Regions from separate parts of the Homo sapiens genome. Here region 1 is linked to region 2. Evidence: chromatin loops called from intact Hi-C (ENCODE). Cell type or tissue: dorsolateral prefrontal cortex. All regions are shown on one strand. Each heading gives the region's core, and the rest is flanking DNA. Links, peaks and the distances in the headings are about the cores only. Region 1 overlaps TTTY14 (testis expressed transcript, Y-linked 14). Region 2 holds the start of TTTY14 (testis expressed transcript, Y-linked 14).

What was found. A loop is a pair of places that touch in the nucleus more often than their neighbours do. Peaks named below come from ENCODE experiments on the same cell type or tissue, not always from the same donor. Only the 100,000 strongest peaks of a DNase experiment are listed, where the experiment ranks them.
Region 1: it touches region 2 in a loop (4-fold over the local background); 6 of 110 quality-filtered maps call a loop at or near these places.

Annotation. Positions count from the first base shown.
Region 1 is chrY:18,998,034-19,006,364 of GRCh38, reverse strand. The region is part of intron 1 of TTTY14 (testis expressed transcript, Y-linked 14); the gene reads left to right. Among named protein-coding and RNA genes, the nearest start is that of TTTY14, 75 kb to the left of the region's middle. In dorsolateral prefrontal cortex, for the core only: no CTCF peak of the experiment used is centred there; no DNase peak of the experiment used is centred there.
Region 2 is chrY:19,074,318-19,082,648 of GRCh38, reverse strand. It overlaps TTTY14 (testis expressed transcript, Y-linked 14), which reads left to right and starts at 5,102. Exons shown (of 3, transcript NR_125735.1): 1 at 5,102-5,604. LOC124905306 (a long non-coding RNA gene) reads right to left here and starts at 2,793. Exons shown (of 2, transcript XR_007068460.1): 1 at 1,924-2,793. In dorsolateral prefrontal cortex, for the core only: no CTCF peak of the experiment used is centred there; no DNase peak of the experiment used is centred there.

The DNA.
Region 1 (8,331 bases), core at 138-8,137, 76 kb after region 2:
CCTGGCCAGACATAATCTTATCCTGTATGGTGTGCATACTAGCACTCAGTAATACTCAAGTAGGACACTTTGCGTATTTCTGCAATTCTTTTTCTTCCTTGCCCCTTTTCAGTATTTTGCAAATGCTGTCAGTTTCCCTAAATTCTGGCCTCAGCCTTCTAAATTCAGAGCAGCTGCGTCCCTCCACCTGGCTTCTGCCCTATAAAATGTTAAAATTTTTTATGTAGGAAGCTGGGCTTATGTGGGACACGTGGCTTTGTTTCTCTTCTCCCTGAGGTCACAGTATCTAATCTCTGAAAACAGGTATTTTATAAATATTGTCCATTTACTATTGACAAGATTTATAATTGTTTTTGTGGGAGGGCAAGTCTCATATTAGTTGCCACAACATGGCCTGTAGAAATCCTTGATTAATTTTTACTGAGAAATATTAAGTTCCTTGTGGATGAAACAAATTATGTGACATTTCAAATTATAATTAAACTAAAACAAACAGGTATTTGTGTATTGAGAATTTGCTTGTCAGCAGGGATCTACCTGCTGAGAAGACTAGCCTCCACCGGCCTGTGACTGCCTTGCAGAGCCTGGATACCTGCCGTTCTGCCAAGTTTAGATGTCCCTTCCCTTCCTTAGGCGGCATTCCTTTAAAAAAGAGGTGGACGTTGGCTGGGTGCAGTGGCTCAAGCCAGTAATCCCAGCACTTTGGGAGGCCAAGACGGATGGATTATATGAGGTCAGGAGCTCGAGACCAGCCTGGCCAACATGGTGAAACCCCGACTCTACTAAAAATGCAAAAATTAGCCGGGCATGGTGGCACACGCCTGTAGTCCCAGCTGTTCGGGAGGCGGAGGCAGAAGAATTGCTTGAGTCTGGGAGTCCAAGGTTGTAGTGAGCCGAGATCGTGCCGCGGCACTCCAGCCTGGCCGACAGAGTGAGACTCTGTCTCAGAAAAAGGAAAAAAAAAAAAGGTGGACGTCAGTTTTTATTCCTGATTCTTAATAGTAATATGTGCATTTAAAATAATACATAAATCACAAAGTGGAAGAAAAACCCTCATAACCTGCCAGTGTGCACTGGCTATTATGAACATTTTGGTATAAATCCTTTGTAATAGTACCTTCCCCTGGCCACATTCTTACATGGTTGGATAATGTTATATATTTTTTTTTTTTTTCTAGTAGAATATTTATTCAGCACTATGTTATGGGTTTTCTTCTCATATTAGAAATTGTGTATCTCTGCAAATTTTTTGTTTGTTTGTTTTTTCCTTGAGATGGAGTTTGAGTCTGTCACCCAGGCTGGAGTGCAGTAGCATGATCTCTGCTCACTTCAACCTCCACCTCCTGGCTTTAAGCAATTCTTATGCCTCAGCCTCCCAAGTAGCTGAGACCACAGGTGTGTGCCACCATGACTGACTAATTATTATTTTGTTTTGTTTTGTTTTGTTTTGTATTTTTAGTAGGGACAGGTTTCCACTATATTGGCCAGGCTTGTATGGAGCTCCTGACCTCAAATTATCCACCCCTCCTAGGCTTCCCCAAGTGCTGGGATTACAGGCGTGAGCCACTGTGCCCAGCCTGTGTGTTTTCTCTTCTTAAAATATATAATTTCCTTTATGCACTTGCAGGCTTTGTTTTGTGTTTAGAAGGTTGTTTGTCCACCAGTGTTCATTTATCATTTTAACCACTTTTAAATGTTTGTCAGTAGCTAGAATTGAAAAGATCCAGGTAATTTGCATTGACAGTATTGTGATTATTAAAATATTGTTTCCTACAGTTTCCACTTGATGTGCAAAGACCTAGGAGAGGGAAGTTGAATCATGTCACTTACTATTTATGGCTAGATAATTGTTTTAGAGTTAAGATTAAGTAGGTTATTATTATTATTATTACCTGTTACGATCTGAACAGAATGATGTCTCACTCCAGCCTGCGTTTGTGTCATCATTTCCCTCCTCAATTCTTTCCCCTCCTCACTCTGCTTTCCCAGTGTTTTCTACTTGCCTTTTTATGTTGCAGAATAAATCTGTGGCATTACCTTATTAACTTATTAGTCTCATACTATTTATTAAGATAAATTAAGTTTTATCATGGAGACATTCTTGCAGCCTATTGACTTTCTAATGTAATTGGAACTGATTGCTGGATTAGTGCTACTGTTTCTGGCTTAGTGTTACATGTTTCTTCTTTGTGTTATTTTCTTTCCTGTGTGCATCCTCAAGTAATCTCTCCAGGATAAATGGGAGGATAATAAAGACTATGAATCCTTAAATGAGTGGAGATTTTGGTTTGGGGTAACACTTGCGCAAAAGCCCCACCCTCTTTGTCTTCCTGCTGAAGAAATTTCTAAGAATTGTAGGTTCACTGGCAGTAGACAACTTGGGAGTTAAGTCTCACTAAAGGATAATTTTGTAATAGATTTAATTTTGCCTAGTGCAGTAGAAAAGAAAGTGTAGAATCAAAGCACTGTATTAGAAAGAAATTGCCAAAAGGAAAAAAAAAGCCAAAGAAACCAACCAAGCCAAGAGTTTTGGTGTATGGTTCCATTAATATAAAACTCTGTACAAACCAATCGGCAAGTGAAAAAGGTTAAGAGTGCAGGGTTGCGTGGGATGCAAGTGGGGTACAGGAACTCTTTGTGACTAATAGAAATGTTTAGTACCTTCAGATGGAGGTGGTCACAGGCATATACAAATATCAAAACCAAATTTTACACTTTAAATATGTGCAGCTTCTTGCGTGTAGATTACACCTAAATGAAATAGTTACAATTTTACCATACTGTTATCTGTAACTCTGAGTAATGCTCTTTGCCATGATTACAGGAAGTAACATTTTATTATCTTCAATATTACAAGAATGGTTTCTTATTTTTATGAGTGGCATTGTTGCAGGACAATCAAAGACTGGAGAGAATGAAAAATGTTCAGGAGAATTTATTAAGATGATCACCGGCTCAGCCAGACATACGTCCAGAAAATCTGAGCCCCGACCAAAGGACTTTTCCTCATTTTAAACATCTTAAGTCAGGAGCTACGTGAGTTGGGAAGCAAGTTACAGAAGCCAGAAACACAGGCAGTTAATCAAGCATTAGGACATTTGTTACATCTTGAGAAAAACTTGTAACCTAAACTTGCAACCTAAACTTCTTGATCTTCTGCTCCTGCAGCAGTGCTAGGGAGGTAAGCAGGAACTCACTGGACTTGTAGGAATGTGAAGTTGGGGAGTATAGATAAGATCCACTGACCGCAGAAAGAAGACAGGCTGTTTTCTCTTTTAACTTGAGTGTAAGGAGGTTCACACTTTGCAGCAACTTTAAGAGGATTTTAAAATTTCTATCACTACTACTATTAAGTTATAGTTGATATCATTAATTCATTCTTCATTTCTGCCCTTTGGTGCTCAGCACAAATGTAGATTAGTAAAGAGCACCACTGTTAACTATTTCTTCTTGAGTGGGTACATACTCATCCTGGGATACCAGTTGGTACTTTGCAGAGCCTTTATTCGGGTGGTGGTATCTGTCTACTACTGCTTCTATGGTGGATTGGATGCTTCTGATGAGAAGTGGCAGGAGACAGGGAAGCAGTAGGCATCCACCTATTATGGCTACAAAGCCGATTATTAAAGTTTTAAAGCCTCTAAACTGTGAAAACCATCCTCCAAAGAGTGAATTCAGTTTGCAACAAGAGCACTTCTGGACCGGAACATGAGCTAACTTTTGCATCCTGGCAGTGATTTCCATGACAACTTTTCCATTGTCATCAATTTGTAAGCAGCAATTTGTTAAGTTTTCCACAAACTCCTCCTTCTGAAGCTAAAAGATTAATCCAGTGCTAACCTTTTCTGATAAATGACATCTGTCATCTGGGTCACCTGTATGGCTAGCAAGTCTTAAGGCTCGGGCTCTTTTATTGACTAATTTCCAGAACTGCTTGAAACCTTATGATTTAACCTATTTATATGTTATGGTTTAACATATAAATAGAAATACAGTGTCCCAATGACCCATCTTGTGCCCTGGTGACTGGCCCATAGTATTTGATAATTTTGTTCAGGGGGCCATTCGTTATCTTTCTAGCTCCCTATTTTAATGTCTTTTTTAATGTTAGTCTCTATTTTTTCCACAGTATTTGTTTTTGTAAACACAGTTCTTCTAATTCTTTTTCTGCCTTCATCATAGACCAGATAGCTTAGATCTTCCCTTTGCTGCAGTGGGAGTAGGCAAAAGGATGGCCTTATTGTTCCTAATACACATGGTCCTGTCCATTTATGGGGTAGTAATTGATAAGCCTTTGTTTCACAGATCCAATATAACCCTGCACGTGTTCTCCAAACACTTGGAGCATCTAATTGGTACCATGATTGATTTAGTGCTGGGAACTGCAAAAAGCGATTAAAGTCTGACACAGAAGAATTGTCTGTAAAGCTTCTCCATTGTGTTCTCTTCTCGGATTCTTCAAAATGTTGTTGACCTAGGCAAGTTGCTTCCCCTACCTGGTTCTGAAAGGCCTTGTCCCAACAGGTGATAACAAGATTTTCCAATGATGAGGTTCCTTAGTAGCCAAATGCTTGGTTTGCATTGAATTGTGTAACAAAATCAGGCAAGGTAAAATTTTCTTGTGACATCAATTCTTTAACTTCCCAGGGCCATTGATCTCCCATATTAGTACCTCCACATATATAACATACAGTAACTCCTAAATTGTTATCAATACTTTCAGCTAGCTGAGCAAACAGGTTTTCAGCTGATATAGGAGGAATTTGATTTTTTGATACTTCAGGATTAAAGTGTTCATTGAAAGATGTATAAAACCTAAAGTGTTGCATTGGGCTAACTTGAACTTGGATCCTTTGGGTTTTCCTGGTAATGACCAGAGGAATACCAAGTCCTAGGAGATTTCTTGCCTGATCAAAGGTTAATAGCCCTAAATTTATGCCTTTCAGTCCAGAAAGGCTTATTTGGCTTTAGTATTGTCAGATTGAGTGGGTTGCAAGTTCCAGTTGTGCACCCTATCTTCACCTCTTGGCTGGCAAACAGAGCAACACTTCCTGTGTATAGGTGCTGATAAATTCACGTGTGGTCCACTGATTATCACAATCAGGGCACTCCTTTTTGGATTCTTCTGTTATGGCCTTGGTGGCTCTGCTGGCTGACTCTTTCTTGTCCTAGATTTTTACAGATGGTCCCAATATTATTTAGTTTGCTGAGATGTGAAGCTTGGCAGGCATCAAAATATATGGAGACAGGGCCTTTATGCGAGTGAGGGAATACTTCTTTTTTGTTTACAGGTTTACTGACCCTGATTTCTGTGGGGTTTGTATATGATGGCATTAGGGGTTCACCAGTTTGGACTTCAGAAGTTCTAGGGCACGAACTCTGGGTCTTAATATACTTGGGGCTGCCCATTTCTGGGATCACAGACTGAGTAACTAGTCTGGTTATAGACACAAATTCCTGTATGAGTCCCTGTACACTTATAGTAGGTCTGGCAAAACATAGTTTTAGTCATACCTTTTCTGGACCAGGCTTCTATCATGCAGTGATGACAGTCATCTTGGTCCCCTTTTGTAACCATAGGTGCAAGTGTCAGTGGCTTCAATATTACTAACATGATTAAACTTATACTATGCGTGAGCACCCTTCTGGGTAACAACCTTGGCAGCATTTGCAAAGATAACATGACAGTAAAATAATCAGTACAGGTACGAGTATTAACTATGCTTGTAAATTCAATCCAGTATGCTTGTAAATTAAATCCACATTTACTTTTGTGTTGTTGACTTCCTCAGGCTTCGGCCATGCGTAGACTAGCCAGCTTCTGGATGTGTGACAAGAGCATGGCTTGATGTTTCCTTAAGGTTCAGCCGTGTGTGGACCAACCAGCCTCTGGTGTGGTCAGCGTAGGGCAGTTGTCCTTGTCAGCAGTGGCTTAGTTTCACCTCAGGATCATCCATGTCAGGTGGTCTGGGTTTTGTTGACTGGGCCACTGGTCCTGAGTTGCGGTCACTGCTGGTTTCAGCTGGCTATGATGAACCCGAGGTGTGATACCTGCAACTTTAACAGCAGTGGGGGTAGATAAGGTCACAGTATGGGGACCATCCCATAAAGGCTCGAAGATGGCTGGGTTCCATCATTTGATGCAGACAGAGTCGGTTGGAAGGGATGTATTGCATCTCTGAGGCTAAGAGGTATTCTTTCTCTTACTCACCCTTCTGTTTCCTGCATGTCCTCACCTAAGGCTTGCATTTATCTTCTTAAGGTTAATTTCCCAATTTCTTTTAAATCCCCTTTTAACTGAGTTATGATTGGGGGTGGTTGGCCGAACACTATCTCATAGGGTGAATACCCAGTTAATTTAGTAGGGGTGCGCCTGACTTGGAGAAGGAACATGGGCAGCACCTGATCCCATCTTAGATGAGTTTCTTGGCAAAACTTCTTTAACAGCTGTTTAAGTGTCCAGTTAATTCTTTCACCTTTTCCAGAATTTTGTGGGTGATAAGCTATATGCAGATTCCATTTGGTTTTTAACATCTGTGTTAGCTATTGTACTATCTCTGCCACAAGTGCTGGACCACTGTCTGATCCTGAAATTAGAGGCAGCCTAAATCTAGGAATAATGTCCTTTAATAAGATCTTCGTTACTTCCCGAGTTTTCCCTGTCCTAGTGAGAAATGTCTCGACCCACCCTGAGAAACTGCAGACAAACACTAGCATATACCGGTAGCCTCTGGCTTGAGGCAGCTTGGTAAAGTACACAAAGAGGTTTTCACAGGGTGTAGCTCCAGTTTCTTGAATCCCTGGGGGCCTTGTTGGCCTGCTGTGGATTGTTTTGGGCACAAGTTAAACATTGCTCACAAATGGCTCTAGTGATGGCAGTTAGGCGTGGCACATAGAAAGGCTGTCCTGCAAGAGTCTCTAATGCAGTTTTTCTCACATGCATTCCGTGATGAAACTGCTTTATGAACCGGGGGGTATTACTTCTGGTATGGTAAACCTCCCATCTGAGAATTTCTGACAACCTCCTTTCTGGTAACTTACACTCTCCTGCTCAAACGAAGCCTTTTCATTAAAGGAGTACTTAGGGGGTTCCATAAGGGAAAGCTCCAGTAAAGGCATGGTAAGGGTTTCCTCTTCCATCTTAGTTACCTCTGTCATTGCAGCTCCTTTGGCTTCTCTGTCCCCCTTTCTGTTTCCTCTAGCCTCATCACCTCCTCCTGTTTGATGCCCTTTGCGATGGATGACTGCTACTTCTTTTGGAGCCCATATGGCTTCTGAGAGCTGCTGTACTTTCTTTTTATTTTTGATTTCCTTTCCTTCAGTAGCTAATAATCCTCTTTCCTTATATATGGCTCCATGGGCATGCAAAGTGGCAAAAGCATACCTTAAGTCATTATAGATGTTTACTGATTTTCCTCTGGCCAAGAGCAATGCTCTAGTGAGAAGTATTAGCTCTAGTGAGAACTATTAGCTCAGCTCTTTGGGCCGAAGATCCGACCGTCAGAGGGCAGACTTCGGCTACTGAATTCAGTGTTACCACTGCATGTCCAGCCGGTCTGACACCTTCAGATATGAAGCTGCTTCCATCAGAATTCAACATCTGGATTTTGTAAGGGCAGCTCCTTTAAGTCTTTTAAGTTTGAGAAAACTTCATCCACTGTTTCCACACAACAGTGATACTCTGGGCCACATAACGGTGGCTTTCCATGTTCTGCCTATTCTTTTGGCAGCAGTGTGGCTGGATTTACAGTATTCACAGTCTCCAAGGTTATGTAGGGGTTTTTACATAAAAGTCCTTCACATCTGAGGGTTAGAAAGCCAGCGATGCCCATTCTGCTCCATCAGGGTGATGACTGTATGGGGTACCTGAATTATCAACCTTTGTCCAAACGTGAGCTTGTTAGCATTTTCTGCCAACAGGGCAGTGGCTGCCAATGCCTTGAAACCGAGTGGCCATCCCATAGCCACGAAGTCTAGTCACTTGGGCAAATATGTCATGGGCCGATACCATGACCCTAGTGTTTGTACCAAGGCTCCTGTAGCTATTCCTTTTCTTTTATGGACATACAGGTAAAAAGGCTTTGTCATGTCTGGCAGTCCTAATGCTGGGGACTGGATCAAGGCTTTCTGATTTCTTTGAAGGCCATGTGCTGCTCTTTTCCCTACCAGAGGGGTTCTTTTACCCCACCCTTTGGTAGCCTCACACAATGCAAGCCTCACACTTGCCAAGAACAAGTAATTTGGAATTCAAATGTGACAGAAGCCAGCTGCCTCTATAAAGTCCCTCACTTGTTGTCTAGAGTCAGGTCGAAGAATGCCATGCACAGTCTC
Region 2 (8,331 bases), core at 305-8,304:
CTGGGCTGAATACTCCAGAATACATCTTTGGGGCATCTTTGCCTTGGAGGGAATGTTTGCCTTGGGGGGAATATCAGCACCCCAGTCATTTTCTGATGAGCATTAGTCCTAGAGTGTCCTCTATGGTCATAATGCTTATACTTTTCCAGGGTGTGTAACCACCAATGGACTTCTGCTTAATGGATAAGTTATGCTCACCAATGCGGCAGTACTGTACCTGTTTTCCTGCCCTTCTTGACCACCAAGAAAGAAAGTGGTCTGGGCTGCTGGATTCTAGTGGTCCTTTACCAAGTGTGCCCAACATTGCCTTTGTACTCATAGGTGAGTTCTAGAGCTGGGCTGGGTTCCTGAGTATTTCATAACAACCCAGCTGCCCCATCAATATGCATTGCTATAAACAACAGTTCTTACGCAAATTTATTTCAGAGAGGGTGTAGGTAACCTTTTGAGTCAGGATTGAGGTACAGTCTTTTTGATTCTGTAAGTACTTTAATGTTTGGCTGAGTGCACACAGCTAGCACGTTTGAGCAGACCAATTATTAGGCAATTTTCCTAACTCTGCTTCCACAAGAGTCTCCCTATCAATTACTGAATAACCATTGTATTTTTGTTTTTTCCCCCTCAATCACCTGGGATGAACCATCTATCCTCCTGTCCTGAAGGGAGTTCCTCGTAGGTGTGGTCGGACTTTTGTATGGCAATTAAGATTTAAATTCCCTGTTAGGATATCTGCTGGGTTAAGGGAATTTTCAGTGGTTAATGTTAAATCACCTTTTTCTAAAGAATAGCCCCATACTTTAAGATTTTTGAGTTAGTAAGCTACCTTTATGCTTTTTTGACTTAGAATAATTCTGAAATGGTGAGATGTGCTCACAAAGAGGTTTCGCCCAAAAGTTACTTTTCTACTTTCTTCTGTTAGCAAAGTAGTTACTGCTACAAATTGAATGCATTTGGGCCATCTGTAGGTTCCTGGGTTAAGGATTTTTGATAGGATGGCTACGAGTTGCCAGTGGTCTCAGTGTTTTCAGGTTATGACCTTGTTTACAATGCCAACAAGGTAGTATTGGAGTGTTATAGGGTCTTGGAGAAGACCTTCAATTATCAATTACAGGCTTTAAATTTACCCTGGCTTTTAAAGGAATAGGGCACACTGTTTTTTTCTTCTATCTTTCTTTCTCTTTCTTCTTTCTTTCTCTTTTTGACTCTTGCTTTGCCTCTCTCTCTTTCTCTCCCCTCTGTCTCTCTGTTTTCTGCTAGCCCTTTAGAAACCTGGGGCCTTGGCAAGGGTAGTGGGGAATGGGTCCCACATAACTGCCCATGTTGAGAGCTGTATGCATAAATTGGGAGGGATATCAGGGAAAAGACTCTCTGGGTTCATAGCCTAGGGGCCTAAGGATGCAGCTTAGAGCTTCCTTAGATCCCTTTGGAGATACAACTTGCTAGAGGAAATGAAAGTCTGAACCATTATTAATTAGGAGGCAGGGATTGGAGGAAGTAGATTCAGAAGTAAGGAGAATTTTGGGGCTACACTTTCAAGAAAGTCATGGTCAGGACCCAGGAGGTATAGATCAGAAGGAAAGGTGGGGGCACACGCATGGGCGACTGTTGAGTAGAGACTTCTGGCTGCACCATGATCTCAAACAGCTAATGCTGGGAGTTAGGGATGACAGCTTTCTGCCTCTAGTTAGCCCTCTGCTTCCCCAGGAATAATCAAAGAGGATGCTGGTTCTAGGCAGACCAATGCTCCCGACCAAGAAGGGTTGAGATTGTTAGAAAGCTCTATCCCAGACAGCCTCATACCTGAGTCTTAAGTCCAGCACCATGCTAACGTTTTTAACTACCTGACAGGTGCCCAGTATTTTCCTCCAATTCTAAGGAAGGGTAGGACAGAATAGCAAGCAAAAGTGGTCCAATATTACTCACTGCTTTGGAGGTCCCTTTGTGGTTGCCAAAAGGTTGCCAGGGGGACTTGCTTCTAGAGCTCCCAAGATGGTGGGGGCCACTTCCAAGATGGTGGTGAGCCTCTTCTACTCTGACCTGGGGTTCTTGGCCTCATGCATTCCAAGTAGGAATCTCGGGCCATGCTGTGAGTGTTACAGCTCTATTAGAAGTCATGGGTCACAGAAGAGAACTGTGGAACCCAGCTCAACTAGTTCAGCTCAACTAGACAAACCCGCGCACTTAGCCTTGCAGGAACAATGGTGAGCCTTTAGCCCAACTGGGAGTGGCAACAGGTGCCTCACTGGATCAAGAGCACAGCTGACACCCTGCTGGATCCAGAGGGATGGAAGTCAGTGGCGGGTCTGTGATGGTGGCAAAGAGCATTGCTGGATGGTGAGCAAAAGCTCAGCTCAAGCTGTAACAAACATGGATCAGAAGAGTGTGCAGTTGCAAGACTTTAAAATAGCATGAAAACAGAGCTCCCATACAAACGGAGGGGACCCAAAGAGGGTAGCCATTGCTGGCTTGAATGCCTGGGTTTATATCCCGATCATTGTCCCTTCCTCTGTGCTCTCAGGCAATAGATGATTGGCTATTTCTTTACCTCCTGTTTTTGCCTAATTAGCATTTTAGTGAGCTCTCTTTACTACCTTATTGGTTGGGTGTGAGCTAAGTTGCCAGCCCCATGTTTAAAGGTGGATGTAGTCACCTTCCCAGCTAGGCTTAGGGATTCTTAGTTGGCCTAGAAAATCCAGCTAGTCCTGTCTCTCCAGAGGTTCACTTGAAGCCAGGCGATCAAGACTTCACTGCTACAAAAAGTGAAAAAAAAAAAAAATTAGATGGGTTTGATTGTGCACACTTGTGGTCCCAGCTACTTGGGAGGCTGAGGTAGGAGAATCACTGAGCCTTGGAGGTTGAGACTCTAGTGAGCTATGACTGCACCACTGCACTTCAGCCTGGCCAACAGAGCAAGACCTTGTCTCCATTTGTTTTTTTGTTAAAGATCAAATGAAAGATGGACAAGAAGTGAAATCTAGAACTTTTCTCAAATACGTACAACAGGATGACAGCACACAACCTTCTTAATAGAGCTTAGCCAGAGGACAAGCTCAGTATTTTTTAGTTTGTTTTGTTTTTGAGACAGAGTTTCACTCTCGTTGCCCAGGCTGGAGTGCAGTGGTGCAACTGAAGCTTACCCACCTCTCCCTCCCGAGTTCAAGGAATTCTCCTGCCTCAGCCTCCCGAGTGGCTGGGATTACAGGTGCCCACAACTACGCCTGGGTAATTTTGTATCTTTAATAGAGACAGGGTTTCACCATGTTGGCCAGGCTGGTCTGGAACTCCTAACCTCTGGTGATCTGCCCACCTCAGTATCCCAAACACTTCTCTCCAAAGTGTTGGAATTACAGGCCAGAGACACTGTGCACGGCCTAGGGTCAAACATTTAAAGGAAACTGAGGCAGATTAACTAATGAACTACCAAGACACCAATTAAGAATTCAGTTGGTCTGGGCACAGAGGCTCATGCCTATAATCCCAGCACTTTGGGAGGCCAAGGCGGATCACTGGAGCCCAGGATTTTCAGACCAGCCTGAGCAACCTAGAACTTCATTTCTACAAATAATTAATTAGCCGGGAGTGGTGACACAAAACTGTGGTCTCACCTGCTTAGGAGGCTAGGGCAGGAGGATCACTTGAGCCTGGTAAGTGCAGTGGCGTGATCACAGCTCAGTGTAGCCACAACTTCCCAGGCTCAAGCAATGCATCCTCACGTGGTCATCCCTCTGTGGGTGTCTGTGCCCTTTTATTTTTTTAGAGACAGAGTCTTGCCGTGGCCCAGGAAAGAGTGCACTGGTGCAATCATGGCTTACTGCAGCTTTGACCTCCTGGACTCAACCAATCCTCCCATCTCAGCCTCCTGAGTGGCTGGGACCACAGGTGTGCGCCACCATACCCAGCATATATATATATGAAAACAGAGCAAGACAAGGTCTTGCTCTGTTGGCCAGGCTGAAGTGCAGTGGTGCAGTCATAGCTCACTAGAGTCTCAACCTCCAAGGCTCAGTGATTCTCCTACCTCAGCCTCCCAAGTAGCTGGGACCACAAGTGTGCACAATCACACCCATCTATATATATATACACACACAAACACACACATATATACACACACATATAAACACACACATATACACACACATACACATATATATTTTTAAATACACACACACACACACATACATATTTCTATACATGGAGTCCAGGCTGGTCTCAAATTCCTGGCCTCAAGCGATCCTCTCGTCTTAGCTTCCCAAGTAGTTGGGACTAGCAGCACACACCATCATATCTACATAATTTTTTAAACTTTTGTAGAGATGGAGTCTTGCTGTTTTGCCCAGGCTGGTCTCAAACTCTTGGCTTCAATACAGCCTCTCGCCTGGGCCTCCCAAAGTGCAGGGATTACAGCACCCAGACCCAGCTGGACGTTTGTTTGTAGAACTATGAAAAATATGGCTGAATTAGAAATTGGGTGGTGCCAAGTGAACTTCACCCAATGCTTCTGTCACCGCATCAGTTCTCTCTACCCTTTTCGCGTGTTGGAGAACTAACTTGCAAGGCAGGGGACGCGGCTCCAGGGCGCTTTGCCTCCCTCAGGCGGCTCAGGCTCTCAGTGCGCGAGACCCAGGGAATCTGGAGCCAACGCTACAACCCGCCCAAGGGCCGTTCCCGCTCACGGTGGAGCTAGCGTCTCTGCGCGGGAGAGGGGTTGCGCGGCCAGTGCCCACCCGGAGCAACCGCTCCGAAGCCCAGGTCCCCTCCCCTCGACGCCGACCCACTGCTCTCCTTGCCCAGTGACGCCCCAGGGCAGCACAGTCCGGAGCCAGGCCTTCTGGGGACCGGGGCGCACGTGGCCCGAGCTGTCCTTGAGCAGGGGCACGGACCGACACTCGCCGCATGGGCGCGCGGGGCAGACGTTTTGCCTCCCAGCGCTTCAATACCAGATGTTCAAAACCAGATGTTTCCAGACCATATCCCCGTCGCTTCCGACACTTGGAAAGACCAATTGCCAGGCCCCAGAAGGCAAGACGTTTGCGAAGGAAACCGCCAATCCGGTTGCTCGCTACTTCCAGGGTCGTGTGCTCCCTTACGCAGGACCCTGCCCAATCGTCAATGCGACGTCCTCCTACTCCCACCTCAGAGCTGTCACAGAGACTGTCAGTTCCGTCCCTCCCCTTCAGCCCTTTAACGCACGTCTTCCCGACCGCATAACTTGCTCAGTCCCTGCGGCCAACTGGGGCGGGCCAATGGCTGTGACGGATAAGGGGTGTGGGGTGCGGGGACAATGGGCCAGAGCTTCTCATGCAGCCTGCACCAGCGCCGGGTCGGAGAGTCAGAGGCCACCCTGAGATGGACCGAGATCTTCAGTTGGGGAGGCGCCTCCGGTGAGCTTGCGGCCAGATGCCCCCTCAGTAGTCCTCCGCAACAGGTGCCGCGCAGCCGAGTGGCGGGCTAGCATACCGCCTGCCCGCAATTCGGCCAGGCCTCGAGCCTGCTCCGCCTTCCCGCTGCGGTAGCGCCGCCGGGGAAACGCCGCCACGGGCTGCATGGGCAGCGCTCGCGCCCCGCCGCTGAGCCGCCGGGGAGCCGTCCAGTCTTCGAATCCCAGTAAGAGACGCCGCTGGCCTAGGGACAGTGGTTGGGGCTGGCCCGGGGCATTCGCGCGGCCTTGCAGCCTGCAGGCCTTCCCAGCCGACAGAGCTGCTGTGTGGGCCTTGGGTCAGGCCTGGAGGGCCGGGATCGGGGTGGGCGGTGGACTTTGGGGGCTCGGGGAGGTCGTGAAGGGCCAACAGGGGGCTCCAAGCGGGCTTGGGAGCTCGAGGGGCTCGGAGCGACGGTTAGGGGGACCCGAGGCCGCTGTGCGGGGCGGACGGGGGGCTCCGGGGCGGGGCTGGCGGGGCAGAAGGTCCCCAGGGGGCTGTGGGGGACCGACTGGGGGCTTCCGGGAGCGCCTGGGGGTTCTGGGAGCCCGGGGGCTGCTGTGAGGGGCTGCCGAGGGGGGCCCTGGGCAGGTGTTGACTGCTGCGGAACTCGGGGGGCGCCGACTTCTAACACACAACAGGGGCGCCTTCGCTGTTCGGTTCTGGTCGTAGTTGTTATTCTCAGCGTCCCTATTATTATTAGTAGTAGTATTCTTTTTATTTTATTTATTTATTTATTTTTGAGACGGAGTCTTGCTCAGTCGCTCAGGCTACAGTGCAATGGCGCGATCTCAGCTCACTGCAAGTTCCGCCTCCCGGGTTCACGCCATTCTCCTGCCTCAGTCTCCCGAGTAGTTAGGACTACGGGCGCCCCCACCATGCCTAGCTAAATTTTTTTGGTATTTTTAGTAAAGACGGGGTTTTACCGTGTTAGCCAGGATGGTCTCGATCTCCTGACCTCGTAATCCGCTCACCTTGGCCTCCCAAAGTGCTGGTATTACAGGAGTGAGCCACTGCGCCTGGCCAGCGTTCCTATTATTATTGCTCTTCTGGAATGAGAGCAGGCAGCTGCCGGGATCCCAGCCGGAAGGGGCGGGCGAAAGGCAGGGTTGCTGGGGGCGGGCGAAAGGCAGGGTTGCTGGAGGCGCGCGTAGGTTCGAGTAGGGACTGGAATGCGGGCCAACAGTGTGGGGGTTATTAGGGGGGAGGGTAGGCAGGTCGGAGGAGGGAGTTGGGAGGAAAGCGGCGGCGGTGGCGGCTTCAACAGCAGCTCTTGCCCTTAAGGAACAATGTGAGACGTTGCCTGAAATGTTAATTTCCGTTTCTCATTTCATCATCCAGGGCGTTGGGGAAGGGAGTGGGGAGTGATGTGAGAGTGTGTGTATGTGTGTCCCTGCCACTTGGATTCTGTGTGTGTGTGTGTCCCTGCCACATTCAGTCGTGTGTGTGTCCCTGCCACATGGATTCAGTCTTGTGTGTGTGTGTCCCTGCCACATTGATTCAGTCCTGTGTGTGTGTATGTGTGTGTGTCCGTACCTGCCACATTGTTTCAATCCCCTCTCAGAGGGATTGTGCTGTTAACGCTTGTATCTGTGTCATTTGGGAAGGTCGGTGGCAGGGGAGTCTAGGTTTTTCTCTAGGCCTGCTCTTTTCCTGGTGCCCGATTGACGTTTTCTGCTTCTGTTGTGTTTTTGAAAGGTATTCTTGTATACGAGTTCCAAGAAGTTTTGGAAGACACTGGGAAAATGAAGATTCTCTGACAGCTCCCTTTGCTTTAACTATTTTTCTTATAACAGTTAAGATGTAACATGCTTAGGTTTCATGGTTTTTGCAGGTTATGAGTAGTTTTGTATCCATTTGCAAGAACTGGATTTTTTTTTTTTTTTTGGTAGAGAAATCAGATTTCAGGCTTTCTTACATGAGGAGAGAGTTTCATGCGGTGATTTGAGCAATATCCTTTACACTTGAAATGAGAAATAAAATTGTTCACAATTGTTGAACTGCAAAACTTAGAATCTTTTGATCCTTTTTGAGGCAATGAGACTTATTCAGCCAACATGTAAGATGATATTGCTTGTGGAAAAAGTACTATTGAAACAGTTACTATTTTTGTTGTGTGCAAATGCCATTAATGGCATAACTAGGATAGTTCAAAATCAGAGACCCTGAGATTTTATTTGGCGTCTCTGAGCTCTTGATTTCTTTTATTAAATGTTGGCTGCGTGGAATACTTAGAGTTCTGTTAGTGTCTTTTGAGAGTGATTGAGCAAGTCCTGTAATATTACTTTGCAACTGGTACTTTGGTGTTTTACATAGTAAAATTAATGGTTCATCAAATGTAAGAGGAAATTTACTTTGCATATGGGCAATGAGCCCATCATCCATTAAATAACAGAGAGAGTATCAGTAAATGCTGGTTCAGAAAATAATCTACATTTGGTTGCCAAAATAAGTGTTTAGGTCTGTCCATTACCTTGTATAAGTCTCTTCATCGGTCAAATGGTAAGTGTAGTGGATGAGTGTTATTTAATAGCAAGGTATTTGCTAGTGAATAGGTGAAGATACATTGCTTATCTAACAGCATGTTGTATCAACTTATTTAAATTGCTGTGTAGTCAGTGTTCTGTAGGAATTGTGACCCGTTTGGTAAACTTTATAGAAAAATTGAATGAATTCAAATAACTAAAAGTTACTGTTTTGAAATGTTGAAATGTTTTCAGTGTGTGTTTTTTTAATTTAAATTTTAAATGGAATGTCTGTGCAATTCAACTTTCTAGCTTTTATCGTAAAACCATATGAAAGAAGGTGTCAATCTTCAGCTCTTGGAACTCAGGCAACTAAATAATTGCCTTAGAAAGCATTTTTTTTTTTTTTTGAGGTGGAGTTTCGCTGGTTGTCCAGGCTGGAATGCAAT